Regions from separate parts of the Homo sapiens genome. Here region 2 is linked to region 1. Evidence: chromatin loops called from intact Hi-C (ENCODE). Cell type or tissue: right lobe of liver. All regions are shown on one strand. Each heading gives the region's core, and the rest is flanking DNA. Links, peaks and the distances in the headings are about the cores only.

What was found. Peaks named below come from ENCODE experiments on the same cell type or tissue, not always from the same donor. Only the 100,000 strongest peaks of a DNase experiment are listed, where the experiment ranks them.
Region 2: it touches region 1 in a loop (2.3-fold over the local background); 7 of 110 quality-filtered maps call a loop at or near these places.

Annotation. Positions count from the first base shown.
Region 1 is chr22:23,397,372-23,407,423 of GRCh38, reverse strand. It overlaps the pseudogene ZDHHC8BP. Among named protein-coding and RNA genes, the nearest start is that of LINC01659, 31 kb to the left of the region's middle. RefSeq lists enhancers at 7,107-7,880, 7,970-8,524. In right lobe of liver, for the core only: a CTCF peak has its summit at 4,583; no DNase peak of the experiment used is centred there; H3K4me3 peaks cover 734 bases.
Region 2 is chr22:23,510,704-23,518,703 of GRCh38, reverse strand. LINC02557 (long intergenic non-protein coding RNA 2557) reads left to right here and starts at 5,370. Exons shown (of 3, transcript XR_938072.2): 1 at 5,370-5,428; 2 at 6,061-6,686. In right lobe of liver, for the core only: no CTCF peak of the experiment used is centred there; no DNase peak of the experiment used is centred there.

The sequences.
Region 1 (10,052 bases), core at 1,075-9,074:
CAGGTATATACCCAGAAGTGGAGTTGCTGAAGCATACAGCAATTCAATTTTTAATATTGTGAGGAACCATCATACTGTTTTCCACAGCTGCTGTACCATCATACAGCCCCACCAACAATGAAGAAGGGTTCTGACTTCTCCACATCCTCACCAACGCTTGTAATTTCTGTTGTTTTTTTTTAATGGTATTCATCCTAATGGGTGTGGGGTGGTGTCTCATTGCAGTTTTGCTTTGCATTTCCCTAATGATTCATGATGTTGAGCATCCTTTCAAGTGCTTGCTGGCCATTTGTATACCTTTAGAAAAATGTCTAGTTAAGTCCTTTGCTCTTTTTTTTTTTTTTTTTGGAGGGGGTGGACAGAGTCTCACTGTGTCACCCAGGCTGGAGGGCAGTGCTGTGATCTCGGCTCACTTCAGCCTCCGCCTCCTGGGTTCAAGTGATTCTCGTGCCTCAGCCTTCCGAGTAGCTGGGACTACAGTCATGCACCACCATGCCATGCTAATTTTTGTGTTTTTTGTAGAGACGGGGTTTTGCCATGGTGGCCAGGCTGGTCTTGAACTCCTGACCTCAAGTGACCCACCCTCCTCGGCCTCCCAAAGTACTGGGATTATAGATGTGAGCCACAGTGCCTGGCTGCTTTGCTCATTTTTTAAATTGGGTTGGTGGTTTTTTTGTTGTTGAGTTTTAGTAGTTCTCTATATATCCTGTTTATTAATCCTTTATCAGGTATATGATTTTAAAATATTTTCTTCCATTCTGTGTGTGGTCTTTTTACTCTGTTGATAGTGTATTTTGATGCACATAAAAATTTAATTTTCATGAAGTCTAATTTGTCTTTTTATTTTGCTATTAGTGCTTTTGGTGTCATATGCAAGAAATCATTGCCAAATCCAGTGTCATGAAGCTTTTCCTCTATGTTTTCCTCTAGGAGTTTTATTGTTTTAGTCTTACATTTATGTCTTTGTTCCATTTTGAGTTAATTTTTATATATGCTATTAGGTAAAGATCCAGCTTCATTCTTTTGTGTGTGGATGTTCAGTTTTCCCAGCACCAGTTGTCGAAAAGATTGTTCTTTCACCATTAAATGGTCTTGGCACCCTCATCAGAAATCATTTGACTATACATCTGGGCTCTCTATTCTATCAGTCTGTATGTCTATCTTTATGTCAGTACCACACTGTTTAGATTACTGTAGCTTTGTAGTAAGTTTTGAAATCAGAAAATGTGACTTATCCAGCTCTGTTCTTCTTTTTCAAGATTGCTTTAGCTATTCGGGGCCCTTTGATATTTCATATGAATTTAGGATAGGTTTTTCTATTTCTGCAAAAAAGTAATGGTATTTTGGTAGAGATTGCATTACATTTATAGATTGTTTTGGGTATTATTGATATCTTAACAATATAAAGTCTTCCAATCCATGAGCATGGAATATGTTTCCATTTATTTATGTCTAATTTTTCTCACTAATGTTTTGTACTTTTCATTGTACAAGTCTTTCACCTCCTTAGTTAATTCCTACTTTTTTTTTTTTTTTTTGAGATGGAGTTTCACTCTTGTTGCCCAGGCTGGACGGTCCCATGTTTGGAACAGAGTGGGGCCGGGGGCCATTCCAGAAGAGTACCCAGGAGAGAATGGGCTCTGAGCCGGCTGCCCAGCCCCCTCCTGCTGTATGCGGCTCTGTGGAGAGCGCATGGCCTGTTTGAGGGCTTCTCCCCTCCCCTCTCTGCTGCCTGGTCCGCTGGAGCTCTCCCTTCGCCACCATGGGGCTCAGTTAAAGAAAACACTGATCCGAGCAGATGAGGGGAGGAACAGCCCTGCTGGGGACAGAGGTGGGCGTGGGGGCATGTTGTCTCCCCTGATGTGCAGGCGGTGGCTGGGGGAGTGTCGGGCGGGGGGAGTGTGGATGAAAGCCCAGACTCCAGCCTGTGGGTCCCATCTCTAGACTTCCCGACTCCCAGGTTCCCCAAAAGGTCTGTAGTGTCCCGGGCACCCAGGCCCCGATCTCAGATGGAGGGGGCACAGTGTCTCCCACAAGCGGCTCAGCCCAGCCTCAGGGCTCCTCACGCACACCCAGGGCCTCTGGAGTGGGCAACTCCTGCATCCTCTGCTTCCCTCAGCTCAAAACCAGGGCAAGTTCGAAATGCGTGCTCGCCCTTCTTGACCCCTGCTCAGCCGAGCCCCAGGTTGGGGGTGGGTATTGGAGGTGAGGCAGCCTCTGGCCTCATTGGAGGGGGTTGGTGGGCTGAGCAAACTGGCAGAGGATGTGCCCTACAGGGTGGGTGTGAGGTGGGGAGCAACTGAGGCAGATGCCTGTGTGGCCCTGCTGACCTAGCCCAGGCAGGGTGTGACAGGTCTGTCCAGCCCTGAGGGCACAGCTGTCTCCAGTCTCCAGCTCATTCCTGATCCCCAGGGTCACGTGTCCAGAAAACCTGGGCACTCAGATCAGCTGGGCACAGATGGCCTGTCCTGCCTCTGCACCCCCATAACTCCCTGTCAGCGCTGGCCCACACCTAATCAGCCAGCCAGTACCGAGGAGTGGGCCCAGCTTCCAGCGGGGAGGGCGCTGGCCAAGGTGCTGACCAAGCTGGCAGACACAGGAAACCAGCCTGTCCCTCTGCGGGCCTCTGCCTTGCTCCCACTGCACAGACCTGTGGGGAAGTGGAGGCCCAGGCCCCAACCCAGAGCAACTGGGGACAGCTGGGCTTGGTGGCTGGAGAGGGTTCTGATACCAGAAGTCTCCAGGGCAGCCCTGGCTCCCCATTTCCTCCCATGCCCATCCCATGCCCCAGAATGGTCACTTCGGCTGCTCCAGGAGGGGTGGGAGGGGCATTAAACCTATGAGAGAGGGGGTGGGGTCACAATCTTCAGCTGTAGTGGGCCGCTCTGGGTCACTGATAATGGAAGTGACGCCTGCACAGTAAGCACAGAAGTGTCTCAAGGCCTCTCTGCAAGCACAGAGCAGCCCAAGACTGGAGCCTGGTCCACCCCAGTGCTGTCCTCAGACTGATGGCCAGTGCCACATGACTCATCTAGGGTCTGATACATCCCTGTGGCAAGAGCTCAGTTCCTAGTCTGAAGGCTGCTGTGTGCAGGGACCCTGGAGGAAGAATGCTTGTTTGGGGGTCAGGCCTCAGCCTCCCACTGGCTATGTGAGCTTCGCCTGAGGTTCTCCATCTGTGCAATGGATGACGACGTCTTGATGTGGCTCTGGGAGGACCCGTTGAGCCACCGCAAGGGCTGAGATGGTGGCACTTGGCAGCCAGTACCCCCTGGGGAGGTGGCAGTGTGTGCACAGCCCACCCCTTCAGGAGGCCAGGGGGCAGAGTGGCTGGGGGGTGTCTGGGCCCCACCTCACCTTCTGTGCGACTGGGAATGGCATGCACTCCACAATGCCCTGGTAAGCCTAGGCTGGGACAAGGGTGATAGGGATAAAGCAGGCCAAGGTGATGAGGGCTACAGAGTGGCAACCAGAGGTGTGTGGACAGTGCAGCCTCCACACCAGGCAGAGGGCCCGGCCCATCCAGTATGTCTCCGTCCCGCGAAACTGCCTGCCACTGGGCTGAGATGGGAGCACCAGGGCTCTGGTAGGTCCTCACTTCCTCTGGACAAAGCAGGCAGGCCACCAGCCTTGCACCCTGCTCATGTCCCTCAGGGCCACCTCCATGGCCAGGGGCAGGCAGAGAGCACAGGGCTGCCCAGTCACCAGGTCTCTCTGCTTCATGTCAGTGGACCTGGGCTCTAAGGAGGGCCATCAAGGCCTCAGGCTGGCCCACTCCATCCCTGAGTCAGGGTCCTACAGACTGACACCAGGTGGGCCTGCAAGACCCTCATCTGCATGGTCCTCTCATGCAGGGTGGGCCTGGGGAGGACCCAGCCCGGCTGAGCTGACTCCCAGCACTTCTCCAGGTGCAGGGGCAGCCTGGCAGTTGTCTCAAGACCCCGGGATACACTTAGGAGCACATCAGTGAGGCCCGGTGGGTGCCCCGAGCAGAAAGCAGAGAAGGGACACCTGCACCCCTGTGTGCAGGGGTGTCACTGGGTTCTTTGGCCCCATGCCCGTCCCCCCTCCCCCCTGCCCCATGAGAGCTGGCTTGGTAGAGTGGGGGATACTAAGGAGGTGGCCTCCGAGAGCGTCTTCTGGGTTTGGAGTCCCCATTCCGCAGGCGGGAAGAGGTGGGAGACCCCTGAAGGGTTACGGGTAACATCAGGCCTGGATCCCGTCCCTAGGGTGGTGCAGAGAGGGCCACAAAGGCCCAGGAGGGCCCCCAGAACTCTCTTAAGCCTAAGAAACAGTGCAGAGCCTGTTTCTTACTGAAAAATGGGGGCGACCGTGCTCCAGCAAGGGCTTCTGTGCAGGGGGCCGGCGGGGAGGGGTTCATGGGTTTCGTGAGGCCAGGAAGGGAGTGGGTAGGCAGAGGCCATGCCCAGGCCTCCGGACAAAGCCCTTGCCCGCTTGGGGAGCGGGCCAGCTTAGGCCGCCACACTCTCAGGCCTGGGGCCTGGCCCACTGCGGCCCGGGCCGCCATCCCCTCGGCCTCCTGCAGGGGCCGCCGCCTCTTTAGGAATACACCACCTTTGTCTGGGCCCGCGCGGCGCGGGTGCACTGCGCTGGCTGAGCGCCTCCTGCTGCCTGGCCTGCAGCGCGCCCCGGCCCGCTGCGCCGCCCAAGAACCCCCCTCCGCCCCCCTCGCGCCCGCGCTCCCGCCGGCCCGTGCTCCCCAGCCCCAGCCCGGGCCCGCGCCCGCGCCGGCGCCCAGGTGAGCGCCCCGCCCACCGCGAGGCCCAGCCCGGGTCCGCCCCCGGCCCGCCCTGGCCGGCCCAGGGGAACTGGGCGGATTCCTCGAGTGTCAAACCACCTGATTCCATAAGACATTCATCCTCCCGGAGGCCCGCGCCGCCCTCGCCCTGCACGCCTAGCGTTGTCCCGCGGCCAGGCCCGGCCGGAGCGGCGGCGCCTGGATGTGGACCTGGCTGCGGGGAGACGGGCGCCGGCCCCAAAGCGACTTTCGGTCCTCGACGCGCCCCGCCCCACCCCTGCGATGAAGAGGGCGTCTGCTGGAGGTGAGTGTCTGCGGTGCGGGCCTAAGCTGGCAGTCAGGCCCTTGGATGGGGAAACAGGCAAGTTAGGGGGGGCCTAAAAGAGGTGGATGGGGTAGGTGGAGCCGTAGACAGATTCTGGGGAGAGGACTAGCTTCCAGGTCGAATCCCTAGCGAAGCCTTGCCCATCATCCAAGCCCCACACACCACTGACCCCGCCCCCTCCCAGTCCAAGGGCAGCCTGGACCCGCTAGATAAGCCGCTGGACTTGGGGCCGGCGCTGCCCCCCCAAGATGGAGGCTGGCACGTTCAGCAGTGACCTGCAGACCCCACGCCCAGGCAGTGTTGGTGAGGTCGGGGCAGCCACACCTGGGGAGGGACATGGGTTGACCCCCATCTGACCTCAGTCTGACAGTGGTCTACATCCCCAGAGAGTGCCCTGTCGGTGCAGAGGACCAGCCTCCGCCACCCCCCGACGCCTGCCATGTACAAGTTTAGGCCGGCTCACGGGTCCTAAGGCACCTTCTGTGGATGAGGCGAGCAGGTAAAGAGGCGTGGCCTGCCCCCCACTCCTCCCCCGCCTTGCCCCCTGCCCCCTGCACGCCCAAGCCCTGTCCCCCCAGGCCTGCCTCCAGGAGCTCTCCCCACAGCTTTCACCCCGTGAAGGGCCCCCCCTGAGCCCTGCCTCTCCAGCAGAGGCCACATCCCCTGAGGCCACACCCCTCAGGGCTCTGCCTGGGTCACCAAGGGCCTTGTGTGACTGGTAGGACCCTGCCTGTGTGCACCCAGAGCTGGGACCCACGGAGAGGAGCAGGGTGTCCTGGAAGGGGCTGGCACGGGACGTCCAGGCTTGGCATCTGTCCCTTGGCCAGCGTTGTCCTAGGCCAGGTGGGCGGCTGGCTCCAGGAGCACTGGGTACCAGGATGCGTGGAATTCCACCATTAGTCACTCTGTAAGGCCTATGGGAAGACTTTGGAAGAATTTGAGACCTGCTGGAGAAAGCACATTTTTCTTCCCTGAGTTGCATGAGTGCTCTGTGGTCACTGGAATGGTGAGCAGCGCAGGGCGGTCTTTGCAGTGATCAGGAATGCTGAACAGCCCCAGGGCGCCGTCCCTCCTTCTGGGCCACCCGGAGAGGCAGGCCTGTGGCTGGGCCCGTGCACCCAGACCAGCCCCATCCCTGGGGACCTCTCCCCTCAGGATTGATGTCCTTCCTGGAGAGAGTCACATGGTGGAGCAGTGAGTCTAGGCTCCTTGTCAAGGGTCTGAGTCTGCAGGCATGCAGGGGCCATGCCTCTCAGGAGGCGGTAGCCCTGCTTGGAGATGAGGGCTCCGGGTATGTCATCTTCCTGGGACTCCTGGGTCCAGTGGGGGATTGGGTCTGGTTGGCCAAGTGCATTGAGCCTACATTGGCCCTGATCGCCTTCTGGCTTTGTGGTTCCTGAGGCTCTTGTCCCTAGCCCAAGCCCAAGCCCATGCCCACGTGCCCATCAAAGAGGCTAGACGAGGCCCCTCCTCCCTGTGGTTGCCCTGAGTGGTAGGCCCCTGGGACTGCGTAGCTCAAAAGGCTGAGCCCTGGGTGTCTGCAGTAGCCAGCTGTGGCCTCCCTCCCGCTGCAGAGCCCCTGCCCCTCAGCCATGGATGCTCAGGGACAGGGCCATGGGTCACTATGTGGCTCTTAACGGCTCCTTGAGGCCCAGTTCCTGAGGCCGCGGTGCCAGGTGTGGACCCCGTGGGTGCTGACTGGCAGCTGCAGGCAGGGTAGCAGGTGGGCAGTGGTGAGAATGCCTTCTCCCTACAGGTTCCAGGCCCCGATTCCCTTATCCTGGGGGACGACAGCATCCATAGCCTGGACTTTGTGTCGAGCCGAGCCTGGACTTCCCTGACTATGGGCCCGGGGGCCTGCACGCAGCCTACCTGCCATCCCCACCGCTCAGCGCCTCTGATGCCTTCTCATTGCTTTGTGCTCCCTGAGCCTCAAGGCCTCAAGCCGGCAGGGCGGGGACTACGTGGCCCTGCAGCCCCTGTGCTCCGAGGGTGGGCCTCCCATGCCCCACCGTAGCATCTTTGCCCCCCCATGCACTGCCCAACCACAATCGCAGCCTGTCCTACAATAATGTGCTCAACCCTGGCTCGCCTGGTGGCCACGCCTGCCTCGCCCATCCAGCAGTTGGCGTGGCCGGATACCACTCACCCTACCTGCACCCTGGGGCAACGGGCGACCCACCATGGCCCCTGCCCCACAGCTTCAGTCCCGTGCTGGGCCCCCGGCCCCAGGAGCCCTCGCCTGTGCTCTACGACATCCTGTCCAGGACCATCATGGCATCCATCCAGGAGCGCAAGGACAGGGAGGAGCGTGAGTGCCTGCTGCGCTCCCAGGCCGACTCACTCTTCGGCGACTCAGGCGTCTATGATGCTCCCAGCTCCTACAGCCTGCAGCAGGCCAGTGTGCTGTCTGAGGGCTTCCGAGGTCCTACGCTGTGCTACAGCTCTACAGATGACCTTGTGGCCAGGCCCGGCTTCGGCGGCGCCTGCAACCCTGTCCTGCAGACATCATTGTCCTCGCTTTCCAGCTCCGTGAGCCGTGCACTGCGGACGTCGTCCTCCTCCCTGCAGGCTGATCAGGTCAGCAGCAACGCCCCGGGGCCCCGGCCCAGTAGTGGCTCACACAGGTCGCCCGCACGCCAGGGCCTGCCCTCCCCGCCCGGCACTCCCCACTCACCATCCTACACAGGCCCCAAAGGTGTCACCTTCATCCAAATGGACCTCCTAGAGCCACCGCCCTCGCTGACCGTGCAGAGGTGGGTGCTGGGAGGTGCGGGTGGGCTTCCTGGCACAGGGCAGCTGTCCAGCCGTCTGCAGGGCCCCTCTTGGCTGGGCACTCATAGGTCATCCCAGGGGCCTGAGTTTTTCTCTGGGGACGGGACAGGGAGGATGCGCCTCACCCTGCATTGAAGGCTTTGGCTAGCCCGTGTGGCCCAGCTCTGAGGATGTCCTGGGCATGCTCTGGGGACAGGGTATGAGAATTTGTGTCCTGATCCCAATGACTTGTTCTTCCAGAGCTGGCACAGACCCAGCACGTAGGAGGCCATGGGGCTTTCTCTTTGGGGTCAGTATCATGTGGCAGCCTGGGCCTCCTTTAGGCTGTGGCTCTGGCATCCTGGGTCACAGTGGCCCTGTCTACCCGGTGCTCTCCCTGGGCCTGCTTTGCTGCATCTCTAGGAGGCTGGGGCTGAGGACATTACCTCGCAGCAGAATGTGCCTCCCTGGGTGGCCGGGCCCTGGCCCTCCCTGTGGGACATAGTTCTGGGAAGCAGGGGCTTCCCTGCTCGTAGTGGGGAAACTGAGGACTGGAGAAAGCAGGCTGGCTCCAGGCACCCAGCAGGTTGGTAACTGAGAGAGCGGGGTCAGCTGGCTTGTAGGCCCAGGCCCAGGTAGGAGAGCTGCACACCTGCTGGGGCCAGGACCCACGCCACGGACGCATGGTGTCCTCACGGCATCTGTCGTCTGTCACCCCGTCTGGGCCTGGAAACCTCAAGCACAGGCTCAGCTGTTTCCTGTCGTCAGATGCGGCCCCAGGGGGAGAGCCCAGCCCCGCCCAGCCCAGCCCAGGCCACTTGGCCACAAAGGGGCTGAGGGCACAGCAGTCCAGCCCTGAGGAGGCCTCCCCTACCCCACAGGGTAGGAGTCTGTTCAGCTTTTGTGGAGTTGGGGAGGAGGCTGCCACTGGGAGTGATGAGTGGGGAGCCCGAGACCTAGAAGTGGGCAGCATTGCAGCCAGGCAGGGATCGCAGCCCGGGGACAAAGGGCTCTCACCTTGAGAAGGTTTAAGCAGCAAGGATAGAGCTGCTGTTGGTCAGCGCTGGTGGGCAGGAGGGCAGCCCCTCGTTTTCCTGAGAGAGAGCAGGAATGAGGCCAGGCAGAGTGGCCGGGCTCCCAGTGCAGAGCAGGGCAGGGGCTCCATTCAGTGCCCACCTGACTGCCCCATGCTCTCTGTGGCCAGTGCTGCCTAGGGACCCAGGGACTTGGGAGGGTGGTGGCAGTTCTGACAACATCTGTCCTGTGATGGCACAGCCGCTCCCCAGGCAGGCTCTGCATCTCCCTCCTACTTTCTGGGTGAACCCTCCGAGCCTAGAGGGCAGGGACTGCCCAGGGCCCCACGACATGGCTACACCAGTCCACGTCTGTGTCGTCTCTGTCCTGTTGCCTCCTCCGTCCTCTGTCCCCGTGTTCGTGTGTTCACCGTGTGCATGCGTGTATGTGCTTGTTTTGATGCAGGGACCACCCTCAGCTGAAGACTCCCCCAGGTAAGCTTAATGGGCAGTCTCTGGGCCTGGCCCGGCTGGGACCTGCCACAGGCCCCCCAGGGCCCTCTGCCAGATCTATGTGGCACACGCTGGTTAAGAAGGTGTCTGGCGTGGGTGGGACCATGTACGAGATCCTGGTGTGAGGACTGACCACCACCCATCCGCCGTGGTGCCACGGGGACCAGGACCCCGCAGCACACCCCCGTTCCCCATCAACTTCTCTGCCCCAGGGACCCAAGGCCACCCCAGCCTGGTGTGGACCCATCGGCGGGAGAGAGTGCCACGCCTCCACAGCTTGCCGCAAGCGCTCTGCCTGCCTGTCCACTCATCTGCCCGTCCACTCATCTGCCCATGGGGAAGTTGGCTCACTGGGCCAAGGGCCACTGGGCTGGTCTGTGTCTGGGCCCATCCCATGGCTGGGGCAGTGAGGGGGCCCAGTCAGTCTCTTTGGGGCACGCTCTCTCAGCCAGGCTTGGCTCACTCCCATCACCCATGCACCCCAGGTCATTGCCAGGCCAGCCCCCAACGGTCCCCTTACGGATGGGTCCCAGAGATCGACAGAGGCACCCAGGGCCCCCGCCGTCCTTCCGACACAGCCTGTGGGTTCCCAGACCGAGTGTCCCCAGCCAGGCTACTCCTAACACGTTGCCTTTCATGGACCCCGCTGGAAGCTCGTAGCTTGGCAAGGCCAATGATGCTTCTGCTC
Region 2 (8,000 bases), core at 1-8,000, 110 kb before region 1:
TAACAAGTGCTTACTTTGGGCTAGGTGTTGTAAATGCTTTAGCTCAGCAAATCCTCAAACAAGCACGTTAATGACCCTGTTTTATAGGTGGAGAAGCCGCCACTCCGAGAAGGGAAGTAAGTTGCCCAAGGCCACACAGCCAATTAGCAGAAGAACTGGGATTAAACCAGGCAGGCCTGTGCAGCTCTAAAGACCTCGCTGTAACCTTAGGTTCCTGGCCCTCCCTACTGAGCTCCTCTGAGGCTACCAAACCAGTGTCTGCAGTGACAGCATCTTTAGCCTTCCCTGGGGCTGCTGGGCTAATAGGGCCTTAATAAAGCCAGCAGAGGCATCTGCAGCTTTGCAGGGCAGGAGCTGAGGGGCCTGGTGCAGAAGATGTGTCCTGATGAAAATATCAGGTGGGGAGGGGGAGGGGACCATGGGGTGAGCCGCCTGCTCATGTCTCCAGCTTCCTGACCTCTGTGGCTGAGTCACTGGAAGCCTCCAGGTGCAGGGGACAATCAATTCCATCACTCATTCCATCCATGTTGGCTTACTTCCTTTCATCCATCCATCCATCCATCCATCCATCCATCCATCCTCCCAATCACTCATCCTCCCTCCCGTGCTGCCATGCATCCACCCATCCATGAATCCACTCAGCTACCCATTCCTTCCCTCCTTTCCTCCTTTCATTCTCTCCTTCCTTCTGCCCATCTGTCCATCCAGTGTTTACTGAGCACCTATCTTGAGCCAAGCCTTATGTGACGTGCCCAGGTTCCTCCCTCTGAGGGACTCACATTCTCAAAAGGATGCAAAACAACTAACCCCAAGTGCCCAGGGCCCTAGGAGAGGAGAGGGCATCTCAGGGGCTCTGACACTGGGCTCTGCACACCTTCCTCAGCCAAGGCCGCCAGGTGACCTTGGGCCGATCACACTCCCTGGGGACCTCTCTTCTACATATTCAAAAAAGGGTGTGCTTGTCCATTCGGCTGTTATGACAAAATACCTTAGACTGGGTTATTTATAAACAAATTTATTGTTCACAGTTCTGGAGGCTGGGAAATCCAAGATGAATGTGCCTGCAGATTCGGTGTCTGATGAGGGCCGTTTCCTCATAGATGCCTTATAGCCTTGTCCTCACGTGGTGGAAGGGGTGAGCAGGCTCCCCAGGCCTCTTGCCTAAGAGCATGAATTCCATTCATGAGGATAGAGCCCTCATGACCTAATCACCTCCCAGAAGCCTCACCTCTTTTTTTTTTTTTTTTTTTTGAGACGGAGTCTCACTCTGTTGCCCAGGCTGGAGTGCAGTGGCGCGATCTCAGCTCACTGCAAGCTCCACCTCCCGGGTTCACACCATTCTCCTGCCTCAGCCTCCCCAGTAGCTGGGACTACAGGCGCCCCCCCACCATGCCTGGCTAATTTTTTGTATTTTTAGTAGAGATGGGGTTTCACCGTGTTAGCCAGGATGGTCTTGATCTCCTGACCTCGTGATCCACCCACTTCGGCCTCCCAAAGTGCTGGGATTACAGGCGTGAGCCATTGCCCCAGGCCAGAATCCTCACCTTTTAATACACATTGCAGATAATGGTGTTTTTTTGTTTTGGTTTGGTTTGGTTTGGTTTTTGTTTGTTTGTTTTGAGACAGGGTCTCCCTCTGTCACCCAGGCTGCAGTGCAGTGACCTCATCTTGACTCACTACAGTCTCGGCCTCCCAGGTTCAAGCAATCCTCCCTCCTCAGCTTCCCGAGTAGCTGAGATTACAGGTATGTGCCACCACACCTGGCTAATTTTTGCATTTTTTGTAGAGACGGGGTTTCACCATGTTGGCCAGGCTGGTCTGGAACTCCTGACCTCAGGTGATCCACCCGCCTCAGCCTCCCAAGGTGCTGGGATTACAGGCATGAGCCACCAAGCTTGACGCAGATTATGTCTTGACATACGAATTTTGGGGGGAGGGGGGTCAGGTCATGGTAAATGTGGTGCATTGTGATGTCTCCTATTCTGTATTTCTACAATCCCAAACAGGTGAGTAAGAACCCAACTAACTACTCCCCCGAGCACCCATTCCCACCCCGGCCTCTGGGATCTGCCTCCAACACCTGCAGGTTCCCCAGATTGAGGTCCAGGTCCGCTCCAATTGACCCAGACAAGCTGCGGTGGGACCTGGCAGAGGTGGGGGCCGGGGCAGAGCACTGGACTCAGAAGCAAGAGGCCAGGGGCGGGGTCTGGCTCTGTCCTGTGATGTGTGACCCTGAGGAAATGGCATTCCAGAGCTCAGATGAAATACCTTAGAGACTCGGGAAATGTCAGCTGTTGGGGGCATTACTGTTATAATTATTGCTGTCATATTGTTGCTACAAAAGAAGCTGGTTAGAGCCACTGGCTTTGGGAGGCATCGTTCATTCGGTGGTTACCACTCGTTCACCCACTCACTCAATAAAAATTTATTACTGTGGCTGGGCATGGTGGCTCACACCTGTAATCTCAGCACCTTGGGAGGCCGAGGCGGGCGGATCACCTGAGGTCAGGAGTTCGAGACCAGCCTGGCCAACATGGTGAAACCCTGTTTCTACTAAAAATACAAAAATTAGCCAGGCATGGTGGCGGGCACCTGTAATCCCAGCTATTTGGGAGGCTGAGGCAGGAGAATCGCTTGAACCCTGGAAGCCGAGGTTGCAGTGAGCTGAGATTGTGCCATTGCACTCCAGCCTGAGCAACCAGAGCAAAACTCTGTCTCAAAAAAAAAAAAAAAAATGGCCAGGTAAGGTGGCTCACGCCTGTAATCCCAGCACTTTGGGAGGCCGAGGCGGGTGGATCATGAGGTCAGCAGATCGAAACCATCCCGGCTAAGACGGTGAAACCCCATCTCTACTAAAAATACAAAAACTTAGCCAGGCATGGTGGCGGGTGCCTGTAGTCCCAGCTATTTGGGAGGCTGAGGCAGGAGAATGGCGTGAACCCAGGAGGCGGAGCTTGCAGTGAGCCGAGATCGCACCACTGCACTGCAGCCTGGGCGATAGAGCAACACTCCAACTCAAAAAAAAAAAAAATTTATTACCGTGATCTGTGCCACGTGTTGGGCCCTGAGCCAAGTGCTGGGGAAGATACTAGGTAAGACAGGATCCTGCCCTCCAGAGAGGGCGTTGAACAGGTAGGTGTCACCTCGATTGCCAGGTCCCCATTTAATAGAGGCTGTGTTGAGGATTCTGAGACTACATCTCGGCTTAGAGGGAAAGAGTGCTGTGATCAATTAGTAATGTCTGCCACATTCACAGGGAGAGGAGTCTACACTAAGGCATTTCCTGGCCTTAACACTAAAGAATAGGCAGGATTGGCCGGGCGCAGTGGCTCACGCCTGTAATCCCAGCGCTTTGGGAGGCTGAGGCAGGTGGATCACGAGGTCAGGAGATCGAGACCTTCCTGGCTAACACAGTGAAACCCCGTGTCTACTAAAAATACAAAAAAATTAGCCAGGCGTGGTTGCAGGTGCCCGTAGTCCCAGCTGCTGGGGAGGCTGAGGCAGGAGAATGGTGTGAACCCGGGAGGCGGAGCTTGCAGTGAGCCAAGATCGCACCACTGCACTCCAGCCTGGGAGACAGAGCAAGACTCCGTCTCAAAAAAAAAAGAATAGGCAGGATCTCAGACAGGAGACCCTCGTGACTGTGTGACTGTGGTTGCCTGACACACGACCAGAGACAGCAAGTCATTGACCTACTGCTTGCCTCGTTTTACCTGTTTGCGAAGCAGAGATGCCAACATGGGACTCACTGCATTTTTAGAAGGAGCTAGAGCTGGACAGCCCAGCCTTCCTGTTTTAACCCAGCCTCCTCTGGGCTGGAGTGAGGATCAAGTGTGAGATGCCCCTAAATGGAAACACATCGCGCTCAGCAGATGCCTGGTGGACGGCCGACCAGGAGCTGGAGCTGCAGCAAGAGCACAAGAGAGCTGGGCTTCCAGCTGCTCTGCCATTGGCCCTGCTTGGGCCTCAGCTTCTCCATATGCTCAGTGCGTGCTTGGAGGATGGAAGTGTTTTGGGGCCTCTGGAATCCGCTGTCTTGTGATGCCTGCAATGCTGAGACCTGGGGTCGGGGGAGCAGAATGAAAGCGGAGCCCAGGAGGGCAGATGGTGGGAAGGAGCACTCCAGTGCCCCATGTGGTGGGAGGCTGGGTGGGCAGAGGGGAGAGGGAGGACATGGGGAAGGGCAAGGAGAGGCCACCACTGCTGGATCTTCCCGAGGGCTGTCTAACTCCCTCCCGAGGGCTGTCTAGCTCCATCAGGGGGCGCTTCCCCATGCACCCCCATCCCAGGTGTTATCTCGAGCAAGGAAGGGCAGAGGGAAGAGAGGGTGGGCAATGTGGGGGCCCCAGGGAGTGTTGGAGGGGCTGAGGCCCTGATAGGTGGGCGCCTGAGTTCTGAAGAGGCCCTGGCAGTGATGACCCCTGGCTCCAAGACTGGAACCCAGGAGCAGCAGGCTGGGGCAGAAGACGCAGGCCAAGCCCCAGTACTCAGGAGCATTGGGGAAACCAGGGCAGCTCCCGGAGAGGCCAAGGTGACCCTCAGACCCTAAAAACAGACTGGCCACGTCTCCCAGGTGGATGCAGCAGTTTCTCCATGAGCATGACTTGGGGATTTAGGGCACTGAGACTCTGCTACCCACCCCCCTTAAAAATCCCTTGTGACTCCCAGTTGTCCTGAAGGGGAACCCCAAACTCCTCAGAGGCAGCACATGCTGGTGGGTGAGAATTGGGAGCCTGAGTCCAAGTTCCAGCCTGGCCACTATCGGCTGTGTGACCACCAGTAACTCGCCTAACCTCTCTGGGCCTCATGGGCTCGTTGGAGGATGTGGTGAGCGAGTGACTGAGATGAGCTTAGCACAGTGCCGGCCACACTGCCATTGTTCAGTGCCGGGTGGCTGTGCTTACCACCACTGCTGGCTGTAACTGGCAGAGCAGGGCATAGAAGGTCTTGGCCACTTGAACCCTAGTTGGCCTATCCTTTCTCATCGGCTCCAGCTCCACCCGCTGATGCCGCCCCAACACCAAGCTGCTCTCTGTTCCCTCAACACTCCTTGGTCTTTCATGCCACTGGGCCTTTGCTTCTGCTGTGCCCCCGTCAGGAATGCCCTTTCCCCTCCAGGCTGCTTCCAGACTCTGCCGGTTGTCGAGTGCCCTGGAAACCCGCTCACCCTGCAGGAGTTACTCAGTGTCCTGTGTGCATCCAGACCTTGGTGTGTGGTATCGAGCCTGTCTCCTGTCTGAGTCTGTGACTTCTCAGGCGCACATGTCGTGGCCTATTCATTTTCTTATCCTCGTTGCCCAGCGCCGCGCCTGTCACACGGTGGGTGCTCCGTAGAGTGGGCTGGAGGATAGAAGCAATCAATCCCCAATACCGTGGACGTGCTTGGTGGCAGGAGATGCTTTGCTTCGATGAAATGCTCCGCCTCCAGGTTAGTGCTTTGCATGAGGGATAGGGACATGGAGGCGCCACGAAGGATCAGCAAGGCCCCTAATGACTCCTTTCTCTCCTCACCCCTCCTCTGCCTCTTATTCCTGCCCTGAGCAGGCATTGAGCTCCTGGGGTTGGGCAAGGAAGGGAGAGCAAGTGGCAGGGGGTGGGTGGGCAGCAGGTTCCCAGTCCTGCAGGCGCTGCTGGGATCAGGATGCCACCCTCGCCACCCTGGGAGTTGTCTGCAGCACAGGGGCAGCTGGAGGTGGAGGTCGTGTGCTCCATGGACAGGTGGGGGTCATGTGCTCCATAGGGTGCCCGGCTGGGCCCTTGTCCCCAGTGCCCTCCCTGGCTGCCAGACCTCTCACTGTGAGGCAGCCAGGTCTCTCCCTGTCCTGGCAGAGGGAAGGCTGTTGCTCCCATCTGGCTCTGCTCCTGGCCATCTGCCCTCTGACCCCACCTGCCCCAGGATGAGTCCCTGCAGAATGCTCGAGTTAAACAGAGTCTGAGGGAGTAGTGAGTCCAGCCTTCCCATTTGGCAGATGAGAAAACTGAGGCCCAGGGAGGCAAAGAGCCTTGTCTGAGGTCACACCAGGAACGCAGAGTTCCATCTATGGCTTGATGTTCTTCCAGGACAGGAGAAGACCTTGGTTTTGACCCTGAGGAAACAGCAAAACTTGGACCTTGAAGACAGGAGATTGCCATGACTAATTTGGGGGCAGGCGGTGTGACTTTGAGTATGTTACCTAACCTTGCTGAGCCACGTGGTACTGGTGAGGATTCGGTGAGATGACAACTGGTCACAGCATGGCAGGCCTCCTGGCATGTCCCTGACTCTCCTTCAACAGGAGCTTTCGATATATTAGGGAGCAGGTAAGCCTCACCTTGAACAAATCCAACTGATGACACTTGTTTTTATGCAGACATAGCGGTTCCCCTGACCTTTGTGATAGTGTGGGATGACCATGTGTGATGGAGAAGGGCCCACGGCAGGTTTCTCTGGGTATAGTTAGGCGGGACCAGATGTACATCCTGCTCTGCCCCCAGAAGCTGCAACTCGAGAGGGGCTTGGTGGCTCTGGGCCTCATCTTGCCCATCTGCAAAATGGGAGCAATGGCACTTCCCTCTCCAGGCTGTTGTGCCCCTTGGTGAGATCACTTCGGGATGTAGAGCCTTGTGAGCGCAGGCCTCCCAGAAGTCCATCTTCCTCACCAACAAATGACCCGGTTCCGGAGAAAGATCTCGCCTTTGGTTGCAAGGTAAGCCAGGTAGACCTGGCCTCAGGGCCTGGGTTTCCTGGGGAGGGATGGGGTCTCAGAGCTCCTGGGCTGAGTGAGTCGAGTCCCCCCAGGAACAGGAAGCTCTGCCCATCTGCAGCCCTGTCCACAGCTGGTCATCCCTTCCTCCCCATGCTGCTGGAAGCTTGGGACCCACCGGGCCCTCCCCGCTGCTGCTGGGTGCCACGTGGCTGCCGTTTGCCGAGGAGCGGGTGGGGCAGAGGGGTGTACATTTTCCAGGCGATGTTTCCCTGGCAGCTCTGAAAATTAACTGGCCGTTAATGTGGCATACTATTTATTTTAATTAGCAGGAAATTGACCAATTTCTTAATAAGAGGCTTTGTGGAAGCCAAACCTGTATTTGGGGTTGGCGGTGTGTGTGGTGGGGGAGGCGGTGATCAGACAAGAATGACACCCACAGCCCAAGAGGGGACCTTCAGGCACCACAGATGAGGTGGACAGAGTGACGGGACAGAGCAGCAGGGCCTGGAGAAACATTAGGGGGCAGCAGGAGGAGAGGGCTCTGGGCCAGGGGACCTGCAGAGGGCCGGGGGACATGGCCACAGGCCTCTGTGGGATCTGACTTCACTGATCTCTGCTTTTGACTTTGGCCTGGTGGGGTCAAATCCCTGATCTCTGTGTCAGGACTGTGCCTCTTGCCTCTAGCAACACCCCTTTCCCATTGGAGGAATTAACAGAGCAAATCAGTACCTGTGCGGGATTTCCTAAAGGCTCCCATTGTTTTTCTTTCTTTCTTTTTTTTGAGATGGAGTCTTGCTCTGTGGCCCAGGATGGGGTGCAGTGGCATGATCTCGGCTCACTACTACCTCTGCCTCCCGGGTTCAAGTGATTCTCCTGCCTCAGCCTCCTGAGTAGCTGGGACTACAGGCATGAGCCACCACGCCTGGCTAATTTTTGTGTTTTTAGTAGAGATGGGGTTTCACCATGTTGGCCAGGCTGGTCTTGAGCTACTTACTGACCTCAGGTGATCCACCCACCTCGGCCTCCCAAAGTGCTAGGATTACAGGCGTGAGACACCGCACCCGGCACCTGTTGCTTTTCTTAGATCCGACAGAATCACCAAGGTCCCCTAAGCACTTGTGCTGTGATGAGTTTCCCCATTTTACCAATGGGGAAACTGAGGCCCAGAGAGATGCCGTGTTTTGCTGGAGCCCCACAGATAACCCTACTCATCCTTCAGGTCAGCCTTCAACATAATGGTCTCAGGGGAGGCTGCCCTGACTCCCGGGTGGAGCTCAGGGCCCTGTTCCACTCTCACACGTATCCTGCACTTCT